2 separate regions of the Homo sapiens genome follow, and region 2 is linked to region 1. A link is an interaction called in ENCODE POLR2A ChIA-PET data of the cell type or tissue named here. Cell type or tissue: Caco-2. All regions are shown on one strand. Each heading gives the region's core, and the rest is flanking DNA. Links, peaks and the distances in the headings are about the cores only. Region 1 holds the start of RPF1 (ribosome production factor 1 homolog). Region 2 overlaps SSX2IP (SSX family member 2 interacting protein).

What was found. ChIA-PET counts read pairs that join two places held together with the same protein. Peaks named below come from ENCODE experiments on the same cell type or tissue, not always from the same donor. Only the 100,000 strongest peaks of a DNase experiment are listed, where the experiment ranks them.
Region 2: POLR2A ChIA-PET joins it to region 1 with 10 read pairs; 3 of 35 experiments call an interaction of 5 or more read pairs at or near these places.

Annotation. Positions count from the first base shown.
Region 1 is chr1:84,474,784-84,486,153 of GRCh38, reverse strand. It overlaps RPF1 (ribosome production factor 1 homolog), which reads right to left and starts at 6,888. Exons shown (of 9, transcript NM_025065.7): 1 at 6,645-6,888; 2 at 5,142-5,198; 3 at 3,159-3,239. The coding sequence starts at 6,872. RefSeq lists enhancers at 6,312-6,471, 6,667-7,227. In Caco-2, for the core only: no CTCF peak of the experiment used is centred there; DNase peaks (open chromatin) are centred at 6,613 and 6,883; H3K4me3 peaks cover 1,991 bases.
Region 2 is chr1:84,663,673-84,675,042 of GRCh38, reverse strand. It overlaps SSX2IP (SSX family member 2 interacting protein), which reads left to right. Exons shown (of 14, transcript NM_001166293.2): 2 at 3,735-3,866; 3 at 4,228-4,397; 4 at 5,150-5,362; 5 at 8,811-8,921; 6 at 10,491-10,626. The coding sequence starts at 3,824. Among named protein-coding and RNA genes, the nearest start is that of SSX2IP, 21 kb to the left of the region's middle. In Caco-2, for the core only: no CTCF peak of the experiment used is centred there; no DNase peak of the experiment used is centred there.

The DNA of each region.
Region 1 (11,370 bases), core at 2,278-10,277:
ATTTCAGTCACAATGGCCTCCTTGTTATTCTTAAAAAGCATATTCGATACACTCCTGCCTTGGAGCTTGTGCACTGGGTGTTCTCTCATTCTGGGGCTCTTTTTGCCCAAAGATGGCTAATTTCCTCACATCCTTCAAGTCTTTGCTAAAAGGTCAATTTCTCAATAAAGCCTACCCTGACTTTCCTATATAAAATCACTACCCAGTAGACAAATGGGCAAGAGACACAATCAATCAATCAAGGGGAAAAAAATATGAAAAGATGTTCAACCTCATTCAAAATGAGAACTGCAAATTAAAACTACAGTGATATACAATTTCTCACTTATCAAACTGGAAAAAATGATTTACAATGAGTGTTAAGTTGAGGAGTAACATTCAAGTTATCTCCTCCCCAAATACTTACTAATTATCATACAAAGGGAAAAACAGTAAATTCAGAGTGGAGAAACCTGGCAGGCACCACCTTAACCAAGTGATCAAGGTAAACATAACCAGTATGAGAAAATTATCAGGTGACTCTTGGTAAGAAGTACTGAAAAAGGACTTAACATAATATTCATGGCACAGGTTAGCCTCCCTAATCCAAAAACACCCAAAACCTGAAATATTCCCAAATTCAAAACTTTTTGATAAAGCACCAACATGGCGCCACAAGTGGGGAATTCCACACCTCACCTCATGTGATGGGGTCACAGTCAAAAGTTTGTGTCATGCACAAAATCATTAAAAATATTGTATAAAAGTTACCTTTACGCCAGGTGGGGTGGCTCATGCCTGTAATCCTAACACTTTGGGAGGCCAAGGTGGGAGGATCGCCTGAGCTCAGGGGTTCAAGACCAGCCTGGGCAACATGGTGAAACCCCATCTCTACTAAAATACAAAAAATTAGCTGGGTGTGGCAGTGTGAGCCTGTAGTCCCAGCTATTCCAGAGGCAGCAGAATTGCTTGAACCAGGGAAGTGGAGGTTGCAGTGAGCAGAGATTGTGCCACTGCACTCCAGCCTGGGCAACAGAGCGAGACTCCATCTCCAAAAATAAAAAAGTTACCTTTAGGCTATGTGTATAAGATGTATATGAAACATAAATAAATGCTGTGTTCAGACTTGGGTCCAATCATCAAGATACCTCATTATCTATCACAAATATTCCAAAGCCCGGAATCCAAAAAGACTTCTGGTCTGGCTAAGTGCGGTGGCTCACGCCCGTAATCCCAGCACTTTAGGAGGCTGAGGCAGGTGGATCATGAGTTCAGGAGTTTGAGACCAACCTGGCCAACATGGTGAAACCCTGTCTCTACTAAAAATACAAAAATTAGCTGGGTGCCTGTAATCCTAGCTACTTGGGAGGCTGAGGCAGGAGAATCGCTTGAACCTGGGAGGCAGAGGTTGCAGTGAGCCGAGATCATGCCACTGCACTCCAGCCTGGGTAACAGAGCAAGTCTCCACCTCGGAGAAAAAAAAAAAAAAAAGACTTCTGGTCCCAAGCATTTCAGGCAAGGGACACTCAACCTGTATTTCTGTCAAAAGTACATAAACTGAATATAATCAGAGGAAACCCCAGGCGAACTCATATTAAGGTACATTCTATAGAATATCTGGTCTATACTATTCAAAAAATCTCAATGTCACAAAAAGCAAATGACTGAGGAATTGTTCTAAATTTAAGGAAGTTAAAGAGTAATTACAATGGAATGTATGACCTGGGACTTTTTTTTTTTTGCTAAAAAGGACATTATTGGAACAGCTAGTGACATCTGAGTAAGATCTATAGAACAGATAATATTGAATACCAATATCAATGTCTGATTTTGCTAACTGTGCTCATAAAAAACAAAATGAGATATATAGGAATAAAGGGGCGCCATGTCTGCCACTTACTCTTATTTAAGAGGGAATATTTAGGAAGTCTGGGTGAAGGGTATGTACAAATTCCTACTTTTCTATTAAGTCTGAAATAATGTCAAAATAAATTAAAATGCATACACACACAAACACCTTACTTACATAAAATTGCAAACCCTCTCTACTCCAGGTAGTCCTGAATCTCCTTTATCCTATTTTCCTTTAGTAAGCTATCACTGGCTAACATATGTCTAACTTATTTATTTCATTATGTTTACTGTTTGTCTCCCTTCCTAGAATGTAAGCTCTGGGTGGGTAGAAGTTGTGTGTGTGTATGTGTATGTGTGTGACTATTCTGTGTACTGATGGATCTCAAATCCCTAAAACAGATCCCAATACGATGCAGGCAAATCCATAAACATTTGCTGAAAGAATGACAGAAATCAGTGTATGACTATACCAGGAGATATGAGAAAGAATGTTGATAGCAGCACTGTTTCAAAGCAAACAGACATTCGAAACCAAATTTCCTTTACAAAACTTTTAAAAATATAGTTTTAAAATCTTGCTTCTTTTTCTGCACTGTTGCCAACTATCTAAGGAGAATATGCAAAGTGAAAGATTATCTTGAAACTAAGATTTATGAGAATACAAAAAATAGCATCAAATGTTATTCTTAGGTATCAAAATGTCTAACAAATACTACAAAAGTCGATAGTACAAGGAATTCTTTTAAAACCACCAGGCCAGGCGCAGTGGCTCATGCCTGTAATCCCAGCACTTTTGGAGGCCAAAGCGGGCGGATCACCTGTGATCAGGAGTTCGAGACCAGCCTGGCCAACGTGGTGAAACCCCATCTCTACTAAAAATACAAAAATTAGCCAGGCGTGGTGGCAGGTGCCTGTAATCCCATCTACTCAGGAGGCTGAGGCAGAAGAATTGCTTGAACCTGGGAGGCAGAGGGTGCAGTGAGCCGAGATCACACCACTGCACTCCAGCATGGGCGACAGAGCAAGACTCTGTCTCAACAAAATCAAAAACAAAAACAAAAACAAAACCCTCCAAAATACCATTCAGGGATTATATGACAAATGTAAAAGTTTACCTAGAATTTTTATAGAATTTTTCTATAGCATTATTGGGAAATTCAATTATGAAATAGTCTTCACCAAATAATAAGATAATATGCCAACATTTTAGCTGAATCAGTCCATTATGCAACTTGGCCAGCCAGCACTTTAAATATCAACAAAAAAACATATAATTTATCAATTATATGTGATCATTCAAACTAATTTAAGACTTCTAACATTACCTCTTCATCATTAGGGTCTACTGTGGTTTCATCATACACTCGCTGGTTGTCAATGGTCTTGGGTACAGGCTTTGGTGGAGCCTAAGTAAAAGAGAAGGGATTACATTTTAGAAGGATTTTACATTAATTATATTACTGTTGGAGAAAAATAACAGAAAGCTACAAATAACCCCAAACTCAATCTGTTCCTCATATCAATCCACTTCTATTGCTACATCAATTCTAATAACAATATTGAATAAGAGGCTTTTTTTTTTTTTTAAACAATCTGGGCAGAGACACACACATACTAGAAGAATGGCCAACACTGAATGAAAAGGCTTAAAACTGTGCAGAAGTAACAAGGAGAAGAAATAGAGATCAAGATAGTTATCTACTAGGGGGAAACACATCAAACAGGAGAAAAATAAAAGAAAAAAATAACAAAGCGACATCCGTACATGACTTTGTTCCAATACTTTCAGGAAGCTACTCAGAAATATTTAACAAAAGTCTAGTTGTTATCCATTGACCTAGTAATTTTACTTTGGGGTATTTATGTTCAGGAATGTAAATGGGGGAGAAATTTGAACGAAGAAATACATAGTATCCCTATTTATAATGCAAATAAACAGCAAACAGGGCAAATGTTCAACAAGGTAATGACTAAACATACTACAGTACATCAACATTATGGAATACTGTTAGGATCAGCAATCATGCATACTCAGCTTAGACCAAGAAATGGTGTAAATGAATTGCTAAGAAGTAGAACACAGAATTGTAAGAGTACATTAAAACTAATTCAAAATATATGTACACTAGCAGAGCTATGAAGAAAATACAAACTGAAACTAGCATTTATTACTCTATGAAACAAATATTACATTTTAAGCATTTTTTAAAGGAGGCAATTTTAAGAAGTTATCTTTCATCTCAAAAAACAAGAATGGTGGTGTTTTCAAATGGTGATCATAACATTAATTTGCTGTAATAGACTGATTACAAAAGAATTAAAAAGAGACTAACATGCTTGACATACTAGGATACTGCAGGTCAAAACAGTCTACTATTGACAATTTTCTATGGTTTAACCTAATACTATTCAAAGAATGTATGAAATAGTAGAGTGTTTAGTTTGTATACTGTCTTTACATTTTTTTCCCTTCCTCAAACACCCTTATTTGGTAACTTACTTGAATGGGAGGCGGAGACATGAATGTTTTCAAAATTTTGCAAAAATAAATCACAACCTAGGAGTAACTATAAATACACTGAAAATAAAAATAACTTAGCTATGCAATAATGTATGAGCATTTAGTAGTTTAAAAAATTTTTTCAATAAAGATTTCACTTCTTATGAGTACCACAAATACAGCCAAATTCTTTCTTGATGCATTATCTGCTCTTTTCTCTGCCATAATCCTCACCGTCCTCCCACTCCCCATTCTCACTTTTCACAGGTTCATATCCTCTGTACCAGCTCTAAAGCTTAACACACCCTTATCACCCTACTCCAGAAGAGGATCTGTCCTGCCTTTCCCCAGCCTTGCCTGACCAAAAATCTTTGCTTCACATGACAAGAGCCAAGCTCCAGGCCTAACCTGGGGGAGCTTCCCCATTCCCAAAGTCAGGGAGAGGTGTTGACCTCTGAAACACAAAGTTATATGCAAAATACCACCACTGTGTTACCGTATAGGTACACAAACATACACAGTAAAGGTAAAAGAAGTGCATGGAAAAAATAATCAAAAATTTCACGAGTGGTTATCTTCGGAGGGAAAAGCAATTATGAAGCAGACGAGGGGCTTCCAACATTCTTTGCTAATGCATTATTTCTTAAGCTGGGTAAATGATACAAAGAGGTTTATTATATTACTTTTGTATTTCTTCATACATCTGAAATACGTAATAATAAATTTTAAAAGAAAGTAATTCAACTTAAATATCAGGAGGGATTCCCTAATATAAGATAGAAAGCAAACAGCTAAAAATTTTATTTACCTTATCGCCAAGAGCCTCTCTTTCTTTTTTAAGTTTTTTCTTAGCTGCCAACTTTTCCTAAAGGGTTAAAAAAAAAGAGAACAATACTGAGAAACAACCAGTTATATCACAAACACATACTGAAACTACAAATTACTAATGCTATGAATACTCGAACTGGGCGGTCTTTGTAATCTATTGAAATAAGCATCTGGACGTGGAGTTTTCTACCTAAATTACTGTAAGCCAAATGAGCTGGCCAATCAATAAGATTTCTTTAACAAAGACCTGCTCCTTTAAAAAAATCTAAACTGGCAAGTTTGAACATTTAAAATTTGAGTAGCTTAACCTTTTTCCATAAAGCCTCAAATTAATTAAAGTATGTGATGGTTTCCACTGTGTTTTGTTTTGCCTAACTGGTGGCATCCTAAAGACGACCATGGTTATGCTGCTTGCTTCTCTTGAAAAGCACTAAAAATAGGAATGGGAGCTGAGTTTTCAGGTTGTTTTCCATAAAACCATCACCAGTTATTCACATATTTTATAATCAAAATATACTTCTAAAATTTAGTAAGAGCTTGCAAGGTGGCTTAAGATTATCTGTATTTGTATTGTCAATCTATATATTCTTCTGGAGATTTCTAGATAGAATGCTTGACAAAATAAAAAATATTCTTTTTTCCCCAGCACCTACTGATCCTCAATCCACCAGGTTTCAGATTAGAAATCATAGCTCCAATAAGTCTTCCAGGACATCCCTCCCCAATACGTGCATACCAGAATGAGTTAAACGCCCCTTGTATGTATTGAAACAGCACCTTGACACTGAACATGAGTAAGAACCAGTCCCGGGCCTCAGAAGGGCCAGTAAGAGGAGGCAGACACATAATAATAATATTGTGTGAACTTCTACGATGTGCAAGAATAAGCAAACGTTTTCTTCCAATTGCAATTTAACCAGAAATGAGCACTGCGACCTTGACAAGTCGTTTAAACCTCTTTACGTTTCAGTTTGTTTACCTACCAGAAACGTATAAGGATAAAGCTGAAAAGAACAAATACAATTACCAGAAACTTTACAGTACTAATTTCGGTAAGGAGCTCCTGCAGGAATCAGAGAAGCAGTATTTTGGATTTATTACGTATTGCCTCCATTTCAGATTCTGCAAATTAACCAACGCTACCTAGACGGACCAAAGGGCTGAGACTTTTGCCTTCTGGGCCAGGAGGGCGTAGTTTTCACTACTAAGCCAACTGGCCTTACAGCTTTCCTTGTGAATCTAGCGTCCCAGGAAAGAGCCTATCAAGATAATCTTCCACCTTGACGCTCAGGCAAAAGGCTGAACCTAGAGTCTCCAAACTAGGGCGAGGGGACCAGAACACGTGGGCCGCGACGCCACCCTTCCCACGGAGCCACAGAGAACACTTTTGAGACCAGCAGACAACCACAGATGTGCGCCCCGCGACCGCCCTAAGCGTCAGGAACAACGCGCAAGCGCCCGGCAGCCCCCGCCTCTCGCGTACCTTCCGCTGCTGCTGTTTCCACCGCGTGAACATTAAGTGTCGCCGCTGTTTGTTTTTAATCTCCGAAATGCTAAAGCCTGGCGGAAAGGCAGCCGCTTTCGGGGGTTGGACCCCGTTTTCCGTCGCCCCATCCCCAGCGCCTGCAGCCTCCTGAAGTTCTTCGGCAGCGGCTTTCCGTTTTAGACTTTTCTTCCCGCTGCTGCTGCTCTTATCCCCGGCTTTCGCCATGGTCTTGGCTCCTTTGCTTCCGTACGGAAACGGAAATAGCCTTCTCCTGTGACCCCCTTCCTTAACCTTTTACTTCCGGGGTCGCAAAGTTTTTGACGCTAGATGTGTTTTGTGAGTTTTAGCCATTCAAGAAAATAGTAAAGCTGAGGCTTGAGGAAACTTTAGGCAGTTTGCCCAGCTGTATAAAGAGTGAGATGATGAGTTTGGGCACTCCTTGCGCATCTATGTGCCCAGCCCTCAAAATAATGGAACAACAACAAAAACCGTGCCTGGATTAGTTTACGTTTTACTTGAGGGAAACCTAAAATGAGCATACAAATAAATTATGGTGAGCTACAGAGTAAGACATGGTATGGAAAAAAAATAGAACAGGATAAAAGAAGATGAAGAGACATTCATCTTTTTGAGACGGAGCCTTGCTTTAATGCCCAGGCTGGAGTGCAGTGGCACGATCTCCGATCACTGCAAACTCCTCCTCCTGAGTAGCTGGGACTACAAACACGTGCCACCATGCCCGGCTAATTTTTGTATTTTTGCAGAGATGGAGTTTCACCATGTTGGCCAGGCTGGTCTTGTACTCTTGATTTCAGGTGATCTGTCCGCCCTGGACTCCCAAAGTACGTTGCAATTTTAAATAGGATTCTCAGAGTAGGCTTCATTGAAAACGTTACATTGAGCCAAGGTTTGAAGGAGGTAATGGGCTAAACTAGTTATCTGAGGGAAGAGCTGTTAATCTGAGAAAAGCTGGTTATCAAGGAGAAAAGCTGTCCTGGCAAAGCAAACAGCCAGCTCCAATGCTCCTAGTCAGTAGCAAGCCAGGAAAGGCAAGAAGTGTTGAGATTGGACAGGTGGTGTAGAGTTTTGTAAGGACTTTGGCTTTTATTTTATGTGAGATGAAGATCTCTTATAGAATTTTGAGGAAAAGAATGGTATGATCTTAACATCTTAAAAGTATCAGGCTGGTGCAGTGGCCCATGCCTGTAATTTTAGCACTTTGGGAGGCCAAGGCAGGAGGATTGCTTGAGCCTGGGAGTTCAAGACCAGCTTTGGCAACACTGTGAGACCCCATGTCTACAAAAAGTAAAAAAATATATATATCTGTTTGGGCATGGTGTACATCTGTGGTCCCAGCTACTCAGGAGGCTGAGGCAGTAGGATCCATTGAGCCTGGAAGGCTAGGTTGCAATGAGCCATGTTGGTGCCACTGCATTCCAGCCTGGGTGAGAGGGTGAGACCCTCTCAAAAAAATAAATAAAAATAAAGTAAAAGCGTCATTCAGAATCTTCTTTTGAGAAGAGCCTATGCAGGGGCAGGGTGTGTGGAAGAAGGGAAGAAATGATAGTGGCCTGAACCAGGGTAAGTCTTGTGTAGGTGGTTGAGAAGTGATTCCTCTGGAAGGTAAAGTTACTGATGGAACTGAAGGGAGGACATGAAAGAGTCAAGGATGACTCCAAGACTTTCGACCTGAGTGATTCAAAGGATGGAGTTACCATCAGGTGAAATGCGGGAAAGTTCAGATGGAACAAATCTGAGAGGTAAGATCAAGATTTCAGTTTTGGAAATGTTAAGTTTGAGATACTTTTTAGTGATCTGATTGGTGGTGTCAACTAGTCAGTTGGGATGTATGATTCTGCAGCAGGACAGAGAGGTGTGGGCTAAAGATCAAACTTTGGAAGTAATTGGCACATAGGTAGTATTTCAAACCATTAGAATGAGTGTAGATAGAAAACTGAAAAAAGAAGATCAAGGACTGAACCCTGGAGGAGTCCTGCATGAAGAGATGGAAAGAAAAGGAGGACCCAGCAAAGGAGAAGGAGAAGAGAAAATCAAGAGAGTAGAATGTCATGGAAGGCAAGTGAAGAAAGTGTTTTCCTAGTGGTTAAATTTGCTGTATTCTTCATTCTAATTTTATGAAAATGCTTTCCAAATAGCAACAAGAAATCCCTTTTGATTTACTGTTAGGAGTCAGTTTTCCAGAATCTGCCTTAATTTCAAATTTTATGTACCAATATCTATATTTCGTGTTTTGAGAATCCAATATGTTTTTGTCCACATTTCATTTTTCACCCATTCAAATTCTATTTAACAACAGCAGGATATTAAAAGCATCAAAACTGTGTCTTCCAGAACACAAGCTCCATCCAAACCTGCTATTAGATCACAAATTGAAAATTGTTGTTAAAAAACTTAAAATCATTATGTTTAGATCCAAAATTGGATTTAAGTTATATAATACAAAAAAAGGAAAAAAATAGCATTGAGTTTTAAAATCACTGACATATAGATTTGGCTGCAGTAAATCATAAAATTTATCTGGACATGGTGGCTCATGCCTGTAATCCCAGCACTTTGGGAGGCTGAGGTGGGTGGATCACTTGAGGTCAGGAGTTCGAGACCAGCCTGGCCAACATGGTGAAACCCCATCTCTACTAAAAATAGAAAAATTCGCTGGATGTGGTGACAGTTGCCTGTAATCCCAACTACTCAGGAGGCTGAGACAGGAGAATTGCTTGAACCTGGGAGGCGGAGGTTGCAGTGAGCTGAGATGGTGCCATTGTACTCCAGCCTGGGTGACAGAGTGAGACTCCATCTCAAAAAACAAAACAAAACAAAAAAAACCCCAAAACCATAAAATTTCATATATAGTTTATTTAAAGGGGGGTAATCAAGTCAAAAAGGAAGAGTAGTCCTGGGGCTGTGGCTCATGCCTGTAATCCCAACACTTTGATAGGCCAAGGTGGGAGAATAGCTTAAGCCCAGGAATTCAAGGTTGCAGTGAGCTGTGATTGCATCACTGCACTCCAGCCTGGGTGACAGAAGGACCCTGTCTTAAAAATAAATAAATAAATAAATAAATAAATAAATAAATAAATAAAAGAACAAGAGGAGGGGGAGAAGAAGAAGAAGGGGAATAAGTAAATCTCCATCCTGGAAATACAGACTGAGAAAATATTTTGAAAGTCTCTTCTAACTGTAACGTTTTATCTCCCTACATATAATATTTCCTTTTCTCATAAGAATACAAAATAGTTTTGAAATAGATTTAGATAACAGTGTTAAATTTATTTAGAAGCACCATACAAATGAGATCATTAACTCCTTAACTTAGACTTCCTTTTTTTTTCTTCATGCCGTATTTATAATAACAATTGTATGAGTTGAATGAAAGGATTTCTATAATCAGAATAAGTCCTTATTCTTAAGTCACAAAAACATTGATTAATTCAACAAATATGTATTAAATGCTACTCTGTAAATGAATAGGGTGGGTTGTGTTCAGATCTTGGCTCAATCACTTAGATGCTATAAAATCTCAGTTAAATCATAAAATGTCTGTGGGTCTCAATTTGTCTGTAAACTGGGGCTAATTATACTGCCACATAGGATGTATAGAGAGGAGTAAAGATGTATATTAAAGAACCAGACACACTCAATAAATGCTAGCTAGCTATTTTTACCATTTATTGGTGTCAGAGACTGTTCTAACTAGTGTGGAAGAAAAAGGCATCATGTTTGCCATTAAGTAGTGTACAATTTTAGAAGAAGATGAAACACAAGAATAGAGGTCACTGTAGAGTGCTTTACGAGGTTCATTTCAGCCGTTCACTTTCTCTCACCAATTCTTTCATTGCCCATTATTTTCCAGGCCCACTTCCAATAGAGTATATGTTATTTTAAAATAAAGCACTTACTTTTAATACTTAATACAATTTTTGCCTATTTGTTTTGATTCTGACATTTGGGGCACGCTGGAATACAACTCTTAGGCACCAGGTGAGTTCAGTGATCCAAATCAAGATTCTCTTCAGAAAATTTGACCTATTATTTTACAGTATGACTTAAGCTTTTTACATCACAGAAACCCATTCCGAAGGCACAAAATATGAATCCATTGCATCAGAATAAGGAATAACCAATTTGGTTGTTGGCACATTTTTTATTTACAATGTTGTATAGGCCTTTGACAAACATAAAGTAAATTAAAGCTTCCTGACTTGAATTATGCCCTACACTCTACTGGTGGGAATAACAGAACTATTATAGAACTAACCTCTCATCTGTGGATGCTTCAGTAGTACCCAAGAGCTATTGTTGGCATTTAAACCACTTATCCTAAGAAGTTCTGAGAGTTCTTTTTTTTGTTTATTGTATTATTTAAGTTATCTTAATGACTAACAAGGTTTGTTTCTCAGGATTTACTGACCCAGGAAGTATGTTGAAATGTTATTACAGGGATTCATAGTGTCAATTAGATTCTCACAATGTCAGCTCTCCTTTGAAATAGACACATAGACTGATAAAACAGAATAGAGAGCCCAGAAAGAAACCCTAGGGTCAACTAATCTTCAACAAGGGTGCCAAGAATATGCAATGGAGAAAAGATAGTCTCTTCAATAAACAGTGTTGGGAAAACTGACAATCCACATGCAAAAGAATGAAATTGGACCTTCTTCTTACACAATACACAAAAACCAACTCAAAATGGATTACAGAATTA
Region 2 (11,370 bases), core at 1,149-9,148, 190 kb before region 1:
TTAACATCTTCATAAAAAATGCTTTGCAACCTTCAGCAAGGCAGTTTTAGCTATATTTGAGCTGAAATACAATAATATGCTTAAATTCACTGCTTAGTTTAGGGTATGTATTGATAAAGAGTCGTAAGTCCCCTTTCTTGGAAAAACTGGTCGGGTAACTTTTCTTATATCGCAAGTCTCCTAGCATGTAATTGGTACATCATTGAACAGAAGAGCATTCATGGAAGCTTTTAGATTGTGTGAAATCATATACTGTTAGTTAAGTTTTTTGTTTCATAGGACTTCAAAATGGGGTTTTGGTTTTCATTGTAAACATTTTACAAAGTTTGTTGGTATTAATAGGGCAGGGAACAATTCACTGTCTAATCTATAGACAGGAGAGCCAAATTCGCAGAGAGAATAACTGACTTACAGTTTTAAAGAATGGATATATAATAGACACATTTTGGTGTTCTTTCTGTATAAGGAGAAAAGACACTTAAGGCACTATTGTCTTACTTACAAATACCTTAACAAGAACACAAATTGGAAAGGTGCCTATTACTGTTTTCTTCTGACCTTGTTTTTTCCCCCCAACCAGTTGATTATGAAATTAGCTCACTGCTTACTGTGTTTTTATAAAGATATCTGTCTCTAGATCATTTAAGAATATGTGTTCAACCTTTATTAAGAGCAGCGGTACATTTTGTTATAGGTTTTAGAAGCCTGTCATTTATACCAAATAGCCCTGTGTCTAGATAATAATGATGATGATGATTAATATTAGCTTATGTGTGTCTTCTATGCCAAGCAGTGTGCTAAATACTTTATGACTTATCTCTTGGGATAAGTACATTATACCTTATCTCTTGGGAAACTTAGGAGGTATGCTTCATTGTTACGGTAATTTATCAGAGAGGTATGGCTCAGAGAGGTTAAGGAATTTACCCAAAGCAGAGTTCTATTAGAATAGGTTTATTGTCCCTTGGATTCTGTTTTACTTATAGTGATTATCTCAGAAAGCTAGAAGTAAAATCAGTGTCTTTCTTAGTTGGTACAGTCTTTATCCTTCTCATCCTGTTGCTAATACCCATTTAAGGACAGTGGGAAGAACAAAATAGTTCAAGGTGCCCTTCCTTACCAAGCACATGAGTAGAAAAGTGGCAAAAGACCATTGCCAGACTGAATTACCTCCTGTGTCTGTGTGTGTGTGTAACATCATAACATGTAATATGACATGTAACATCATCTGTCTTAGTATATATTATATGCTTCTCTACAACTTAGAAATCATCCTTGATTTCTTTTTTGCCCACATTTCAATCCATCTTTGAGTTCTGAAGGTTCTGTCTCCAGAACACATCCCTAATTCATCTGCCTGTTTCTGCTTCCACTGTTAGAACTGTAGTTTAACACTGGTCATCTTGCCTGAACTATTGTAGTAGCCTCCTGATTTCTTCCAGCTTCTACAATTGCCTACCTATAGTCTACTCACAGAGTAGCCACAGTAATCTTTCTTAAAGCATAAAAGAGAACATGCTACTTTCCTACCTACAAGAAACACATCAATAGATTTTCATTGCAGTTTAGAGGAAATCCGACTTCCTACGCTGTAGCCTTGCTTACTGTGCTTCAAATATACTGGCCTTCTCTCTGTTTTTCATCGTTAACACATTAATATCCATCATAAGTCTTTGTATCTGCTGTTTCCTTTACCTGGGCTGCTCTGGTCATTGATTTTCTTGCGGCTGACTCCGTATCATTTAGGTTTCACTTCAGATGTCACCGTTTCAGTGGAGGTTTTCTCACTGATCTAGATGCTCCCTACCTTAATACTCTCTCATATTACCATGTTTTATTTTCTTTTTAGTTATCACTCTGTTAAGTTGTTGCTCATTTGTTTAGTATTTATTTCTATCTCCATCAGAATATGAACTTCACTTCTTGAGAACATGGCCTCCCCTGTGCCTAGGAAAACGTAGTAGCACATAGTAGGAGCTCAATTAGTATTTATTGGATGAATATAAATTTCTTTTTTCTTTTTGAGATGGGGTCTCTGTCGCCCAGGCTGGAGTGCAGTGGCACGATCTCAGCTCAGTGTAACCTTGCCTCCCGGGTTCAAGGGATTCTTCTGCCTCAGCCTCTTGAGTAGCTGGGATTACAGGCGCATGCCACCACGCCGGCTAAGTTTTGTATTTTCAGTAGAGACGGGGGTTTCGCCATGTTGGCCAGACTGGTCTCAAACTCCTGACCTCAAGTGATCCACCCACCTCAGCCACCCAAAGTGCTGTGATTACAGGCATGAGCCACTGCAGCCAGACTAAATTTTCATTTAACACTATATTTTGAATATTTTACCACAGTCTTAAATATTCAGAACTGTGGTTGTGAACTCTTGATCCACAGTCCAGATCTGGCCTAAAGACACATTTTATTTGGCTTATTACATAGTGCTGTTGTTTGAGGTATAACTTACAGTCAAGTGCACAGATCTTAAGTGTACAACTTGATGAACTGATCTTGTGTGTACCAGTATAACCACATCTCAGATCAAGATGTAAAAAGTTTTGGCACCCCAGACTCACTCATTTCCTTCTCTAGCCACTCCCCTTTCCCACAGGATAACTTAATACATAGAGTTTTTTTTTTTTTTAATTAGCTACTAGCATTTTAAAATTGGGAGACTTCACATAAAAATTCAGAGTTCCAGTATCTCATAAAAACATCAAAGATCAACACAACCGCTTTCCCCTTGACCACAATTTATTGTAGCCGAGAAGCAGCTGTCCACAGTATTGACATGTGTTCCCCAGGCTGCCTGCAGTCTTCACCCTTCCTCCTCTTCCCCCTGACCTTGAAATCAATTGCCAGTTGCCACTTACAATTTCATTTGAATTGTTTTTCTTATGATGGAGAAATATTTATCTCTTCCATTGTCTCTATAAAAAAGTGAAAACATAAATGAAAACAGAAAAGGTGTCTTATACTTAGTCCATACCATTCATTTGTAGTTTTGGCTGTTTGTTTGCCATCCTAATTCCACACAGTTACGTTTAAATGCTGTATAAATATATTGTTTATTTACTCATTCTTCTATGGAAACATAAACACATTATTTTTGTTCTTTTGATATTGTAAATAACATTTTAGATTATCTTTGTACACAGCATTTTATTAGGATAATATTTTTGAAGTAGATTTTCTGGATCAAAATATATTTTAAGACTTGAAACATATTGTCAGCTTTCTTGGTAGTAGTGTAAATTGCTATAATCTGGAGGGAGTATATGGAAGTTTCATTTCTCTACATCTTTGCCAACACTGGGAATTGTAATTTACAAGTTTTGCCAATATAGTTGGTAAAAACAAACAAAAATGAAAATGCTGGCCAAGAAGAAGTTTTTCATCATCTTATCTATATAATTGTATTTTATTTTAGAGGATATAATATAGAAATATTACTTAGTACAATGCTATACCTTAGATGTATGTTGAGTCAAATCGTGTACCATGTATCTTGTATATAAAGTAATATGAATACCTCAGTAGAACTTGGGAAGCCTTTAACCTTGATCCTTACATATTATTTATATTTCTATGTATATACACACACCATGTTCTATATCTGTGCATGGGAATAGGTATTGCAAAATCCTTCTGTTTTGAAGCACATACAACTAATTCTTAAGCATTGGGTTTATATTGGCTTTCATATTTTAAATTAGATGCTATTATTCTATAATCTGCTTTTTAAGGAGATGCCTACATAGAAGAGTGACAGCAGCTAGACTAAATGTTTAACTGCTGAACTAGTTCCTCAGGTATCCTGGCTCTAGAGATTGCTATGGGAGATTGGATGACTGTTACAGATCCAGGTCTGTCTTCAGGTAATTAAGTCTAAATAATTGTAAACAAAAGCAGAAACTGTAAAGGTGAATTTTTCAATGAAAATATAAAATAATTACTGCAGATGTTGAAGATGTGACTAAAGAGAGACAAATCGTTGTAAAATACTTATTTTCATGTCTACTGAGAACACCACTGTATTTGTATCTTTTTGGAAAAAAAAGTATATCATTTTCATAAAGAGGCTTTGCCCTAATTTGAAAATACCTTAAAATATGTATGTATATATTATATCTATGTTTATATGTATATATGTAATTCAAAGTCTTTAGTAATGGCGATTATGTTAGCTTTACATACGTTTTTCTAAATTATTTATATAGATGCCTTTTATTCTTTCAGAAAGCAAAACTATCTCTCAATATACCTCAGAAACAAAGATGTCTCCATCAAGTTTATACTCACAGCAAGTGCTATGTTCTTCAATACCTTTATCGAAAAATGTGCACAGTTTTTTCAGTGCCTTCTGCACAGAAGATAATATTGAACAGAGTATCTCATATCTTGATCAGGTAACATGTTTTTGTAAAAAACAGTAGCATAAATCATGTTATATAATAGAATGTATCAAAATTATGAGAAAAACATTTGTCAAACACAAGTTTGTTGTTTATGTAGTGCCCCTGAGACTTAGATTTTCAGAGAACCTTGGTGATTATCTCATCTAGAGATAGCAAGTCTAACTTTTTTGTGTGGAGCACCTTGGCCTCCTCATTGTCCCAGGGGCTCCTCCACTGAGAGTCCAGCCATCACTTTATGGATGCAGAAACCCAAGTGCCTTGCTCCATGTCACAGATTTATAGCAGAGACTAAAAGAGCCCCGTCCTCTTAACTCTTTGTCCTTTGGGATATTGACCATTTTCTTAACTATTTCAAGATAGTTTTCTATTTTTCTAAGAAAAGATTTCTATCTTTTGATTTTTTTTTTACTAAGTTGCCCAGTAACCAACCTTTTAAAATAATTCACATTTATTTTTAATTTTTGACAAAAATTATATATATTTGTCATGTTCAACATGATGTTTCATAATACACATTGTGAAATGGCTCAGTGTGCATACCTCCCATACTTATATCATTTTTTGTGGTGAGAATTTACTTGCTCAGCAATTTCAGGAATATAGTACGTAGTTATTAGCTGAGGTCACCGTGTTGTACAATAGATCTATTAAACTTATTCTTCCTATCTAACTGAAAGTTTGTATCCTCTGACCAGTATCTCCTCAACTGTAACCAACTTTAAGAAAACATTTTCTCCTACCAGGAATTGACTACTTTTGGTTTTCCTTCATTATATGAAGAATCCAAAGGTAAAGAGACAAAGAGAGAGTTAAATATAGTAGCTGTACTAAATTGTATGAATGAGCTGCTTGTGCTTCAGCGGAAGAACCTTCTAGCTCAGGAAAATGTGGAGACACAGAATTTGAAGCTGGGAAGTGATATGGACCATCTACAGAGCTGCTACTCAAAACTTAAGGTAGAAATTGCAGATCCATATTTTAATGCCATAATTATATAATTGAGTACTATAAATTTTTACTGACTTTATTAAATATTTCAGGGTTTTCTTAAGCTTTAGGGTTTTCTTTTTAAACAGGTAAGTAAAAGTGAACTTATAATTTACACACATCTGCTTCCTAATACCTACAGTATATTGAAGGCATTAATTTTTTGAGCTGTTTAATGACTTGCCGAATCTGTAAAAAGTTAGATTAGGAAATATTTATGCTCTGGGAAAATAAAATAACAATTCTGTCACCCCATCCAATCTTGGTTAAGAAAGTATATGCTTCATTTAAAAGTCTTATTGTAAGAGGCTGCACAGGTTAATTCCAAGAAAAATATTATTGAGGCATCTGTGATGCCAAATGAGCTAAGGCTCAATAATTAAATCAGACTAGATAACTTCCCTTAGAAGCCCTGGGTCTCTGGAAAAGACTATAGAAAAATGCTTTAGTAAACTTGCTTTTCTCTTAAAAAAAAAAAGGAAGTATTTTTCACAGGACCATTGAACCTACTAACTTTAAAATGTAGAATATTTGATGCTGGTTTCTATTTTGATTTCTTTCTTTTTCTTCCTTTTATGTTTTCATTTTTATTTTTAAAATGTTTATCCAAGGAGAAGGGAACAAGGTGTTCAAAATCGTGGGGTGGTTGGGACTTATAGTTGTATATTATTAAGGGTATAATATAAATCAATCCAAGTCAAATTTTTTCCTAAATATACAATTCTATATTGGGTTTTGTTATTTGTGAAAATCAAAGCCTTTGCATTTGCATACTGTCAGATGATCAGCTTTCTTTTAGTTTTTCATCTGTTGGTCCATGCCCGTTTACTTTTCCTTATTTTTCTTTGTGTACATCCTCCCCCACCCCACGCCATCTAAGAAAACAATAAAAAAAACCCACTCAGAATCTTGAATCTTTGAGCTCTGTGAGGGAATAATAGGACCTGTCTATAGAATATTTAAAAACCCCCTAGCAGGAAATGTGCTGTAATGATGTGGCATAGAGTTGGCCTACATGGGAACACTAGAAACACTTGGGGATTGGTTTAGAGACATCTTTGCTCTTTACGAGCACCTGTGCCTACCATCCTGTCATTGATAATGCTGTCTTATGTTGTCTTCTTGGTTCATACACAATGATAAAAGTGTGTTTTCTCTTAATAATGTTTTTAGGCTTTTGTGCATCTTATATTCCTAAGGGATAAAGATGATCCAGCTATGTGTCTTGGCTGACTGGGGAACTGTGGTAGATTGGAGAGGGTATTTGGTGCCCCCTAGGCTTGTGAAAAGGTTATGAGTTATGGATGCTACTTTAATCCAGATCAGAGAGACCTATGGAAGGTCTTATTAAGTACTGGGCTGATGCAGAGTTGTAACCCTTGGCCACATGTCTTATAAGTAGCTAGTAAATCATTATGATATGTTGGTGATCTGAGGCTATTGAGCCTTTACTTCAAGGAGTGGTCCCATTTATTAGGACTACCCAGAGCAGAGACTGTTTCTTCAGGATGTCTTCTAATATGGGATTTGACCTGGGCCAGAATCTTGTTATTTTGGGTCAACTATGGACAGAAATGTGTATTCAGTGGGGAAAGTTGCCAATCTATCTGGAAAAGTTTCTAGATCTAGCATATGATTAATCCAACTTGTTGAACAAAATTTATTGAGTATATGCTAGGCACTGAGTTTCAAAGATGAGTGAAACCCCAGTCCTAGGTCACGAGGAGATTGCAGTCCAGGGAAGGGAGACATATTGAAACATAACTGTTTGCTTCATTAATTGTTCTTGGGGTAGGACGCAAGGGAAGGCTTCATGGAGAGGTAACACCTGATCTGAGATTGGAAGAATGAGTAGAAATTTGCTAGTGTTTGGAAATGTCATTCTAGGCAGAGTATATGACTTGTGTAAATGCGTAGCAGCATAAGAGATCACTGCACTTTAGAGGAACCACAAATATCTCTGTTGGGGCTGCGATGGGTATGTGATGGTATGAAGAGTGGTATGAGGTAAGGCTGGAGCCTCATCTCCTGATGGTGTAAAAGGAATTGTACAAAAACAGGGAAGCACTGAGGAGTTGTAAACAGGAGGAAGACAATGTGTAAATATTCTGGCAGTGGGGTGGAGAAATTATAGGGGAATTGCAGACTTGTATTTGGGATGGAGTTAGGGGGCTCAGAAAGCCCTGGTGATAAAGATGCCTGTTAGCGACCCTTTGCTGAGGTTTTGGACTTGAACTAAGGTAGTGCTAATGGGAATAGTAAGTAAGATTGAGATCTGACGAACACTTAAGAAGTAGAATGGGTAGGATTTTATGAAAAATTGAATTTGGAGACTAGGGGTCATGGATTCAAGACCCCATTCAGGTTTCTGCCTTGAGTTACTGAGGATGGCGATGTGATTCACTAAGAAAGGAAGGAGGGGTGTGTGCAGATGTTCAGGGGTGGTGCTGAGTTCAGGTAAAGTGTTGATAATCATGCTGAGTGAATTTCTGATTTGACATATATGCTACATATCACCTGGCCTAGTGCCTGTAAGTTATGTCATGCCAACTGATCTACCCTAGTAGTAAGTTTTACACATTCAAAAAAAAAGGTTGCCAAAAACTGACAACCTTAGAGTTATCCAGGTTATACTCCTACATTTTCTGTACCTTCTTGAGATCTGTTCTTACAGAAATTGTGCAAGTTATTATTTATGGTCGGTTAAGACATAATTTGATTGGCTTTTGAATTTTATAAAAATATTAGTACAATTTTAAAAATATTCCATATGGGTGGCCTCATGCAGAACTCGGCACAGTTCCTCAGATGCGATAAGTTGAAAAGGAGCATCTTGTTTCATACTAATTCTGGCTTTGCTGCCATTCCGCTCTGGGAAGTACCTTCAGAGACTTTACCACTTGCAGGGAGAAGTGGTGTCACACAGAAGTCCCATTTCTGTGACTTGATGTGTTGCCACTTTGCTTGGTCACCCATCTTTTTCTTCAGACTTAGCTCCAAATCACTTTTGCTTCTTTTTCAAAGCCAAGTATACTCTCGAAGGATGATGACATTGCTGTACTTGAGGAGATCTTCAAAAGTGTGGTATAGAAGTGTTAAAAAGTATTAAAAATAAACTTTAAAAATATTCAGGGGCAGCATCATGGAGTGATGCTCTTTCCAGGGATCCATTTTGAAGCACTTTTGTATATGTGTACAAAATTTGATATGTAGATTAAAATTTGATGTGTAAGTTTAAATGTTATTTTATAGTGTGCTTTGTAATAATTCCTTTAAATAAACATTTCATGTGCCACTAACATTTGATTTTGACTAATAAACACTAGGATGTATAACTTCTTGTTACTGATATTTTAAGGATTCAGTTATTCTAAATCCTTTATTAATTTTAAGCAAAATTGCTTATAAATGTTTTAGGAACAACTGGAAACCTCCAGGAGGGAAATGATTGGGCTTCAGGAAAGAGACAGACAGTTACAATGTAAGAACAGGAATTTGCATCAGCTACTAAAGAATGAGAAAGATGAGGTGAGTTGTCAGTTATTGCAGATGAAGTTTAAGTGAATTTTTGTTTTCTTTGTAATATGAGATGACCATAAGAGCCACTTTACTTGAAAAAAGAAAGAACCATTTATTCATCTTTCCCCAAATTGATATGGTGGACCTTTGTGTAATAGTATTTAACTGGAAGCTCAGGAACCCTCTCCACTACAGACCCCGCCCCCAGTGGATCCATTTGGCTTAGATATTAGTTCATAGCTGGTAACAGCCAGTGTCCTGGACTGCCCTTCCTGGACTCATGTTCACTGTCACTTTTTCTTAGGCACAAGAGTGCTTTAAATGCAGATCTTTTATTCTCTGCTGTACCTGTACGTGATAGCTGAGGTGCCCCTTCTTGCATGCACTGTCTTAAATATTGACATTGTTCGTCTAGTCAACCAGTTTCTTCATTAAATGGGCACAGAAGCAGTTCACATTAAAAATCTAATTTCTGACACAAAAGATACAATTCTGATTTCTGCTTTAGTGGTTACTTAGCAGAATTCTAATTTCTACTTTAGTGGTTACTTGGACCTATAGCACTAATGCATTTCAAAATATATTTTTTAATTTGTGTAGAAAGAAACTATTATGTTTTTATTGCTCTAAAGTATGACCCCTGACCATGTAATAACTATAAAAATATAATACTTAGTTTCAGTGTTTTATATGTTGTTTTAACTACAATTAAAGACTTCTGAGGAGTGTATTTCTTTAAAGCGCCCTGGAGTGGTTTAGATAGATTTGTTTTACCATATTTGTTTATTTAGTAGTATATTTAGTAAGTAGTAGGTAATTAGTATTTAAACTGTAAGGTTGCTTGTACGTGTTTCCTTGAGTTCACAGACAATTTTGACTAGATCTGTTGATTATATTTAAACGGTTTGAATACAGCTCATCTTCGGTAGGGATTAAGTTAATCATGTTGATCCCTAGCAGGGACTGGGAATGGCTTTATAAAAGAATAGGACATACTCTGTCAGGAGTTGCCTGAGAAACTATAATAGATCTAAATTTTGAACAGCAGTGTCTGGCACCTAGTAGATACTCAGCAAATATTTGGACTGGATTATTCTGCTGTTTGGACTTACTCTTACTCGAGAATTGTTTTTAATTAGAAAAACGAGCCTGCTTACCTGCTGCCATGTGTCACAGGCTTAATTCACTTTGTCACAGATTAATAAAAAGTATAAGTGATTGTAAGTCAGTAATACAAGGAGTTCACTAAAAATGATCAGATGAATTCTGTTTATCTCAGATGAAGTTTTAATCGTTTTAATACTTCCATAAGAATATCTGGTTTTTAAATGATCAGAGTCTATATGTAAGGTAAAAGGTATAGGAGATAATTTAGAAAATTAGCGCTTCTGGAAATTTCAGAATTAAAAAAACTTTATGTGATTCATATAATATTTAAAAAAGTGGTTTCTACTGGTTACAAATAAGGAAGAATCATCCTAGGATTTTAAAACCTATATGGGGAGATGAATTTTAGGATTTTTCTCTTTCAAATTTGTGAATCGTTACTGGGCTTATAATAGCAAATGCCTTTTTCAGGTGCAAAAATTACAAAATATCATTGCAAGTCGAGCTACTCAGTATAATCATGATATGAAGAGAAAAGAGCGTGAATATAATAAACTGAAGGAACGTCTACATCAACTTGTTATGAACAAGAAAGATAAGAAAATAGGTAAACAGCTGGCAAAGATCAGCTAAGAGAATAAATAAGCTAATACTATGCTTAGAAATAATTGTAAAAGGATTGAACACAGTAACTCACGAAATGTTATTTTCATGCTTTATACAATTGATTTTCAGTGGTGTTTGTTTATATAAAAAATGTAGACAACTGGTTAGTGGAAAGTAAGTCATTCTGCCTTGCTTTATTTAATTGCATGTATTTTTTAACATGACCAGTGTAGAATTAATCCATAGAGGAAAACTAAGCCAGAGGACATTCTAATTTTCCATAGCAAAGAACTGATAATATTAAAAATCAGTGTCAGTTTCTGAGTATCAAAAGAAGTATTTTAGAGTAAACCTCATAAAATTTTTCATCAGACCAAATCGTTCATGTCAGTTTGAGTTCCTTTAAATAAGTTTAGCTGTACATTTTTGGAGCAGCTAGTCAAAAGGATGGACTATAAAAGTTAGGCGTGTGTGTGTCTAAGGTATACTTTTTTCCTAATAGTAGTCTTTTTCAAAACTTTAAGCCATTTCATCCAAATATGTGGATAATTTCAAGTAGATAGTGTAAATTAAAAAGCAAAGAAACACGAAAGTAGAGCTTTACAATACAGTTTTGCTGGCCTGGTATAAATACGAGGCACAAGAAGTGTGTGTATTTATTTATTGAAGAGTGGTTTCCTAGTGACTATAGGTAGTCCTCTAACATACATTATACCGTGACACCCCTAAACTGTCTTACCTTAGA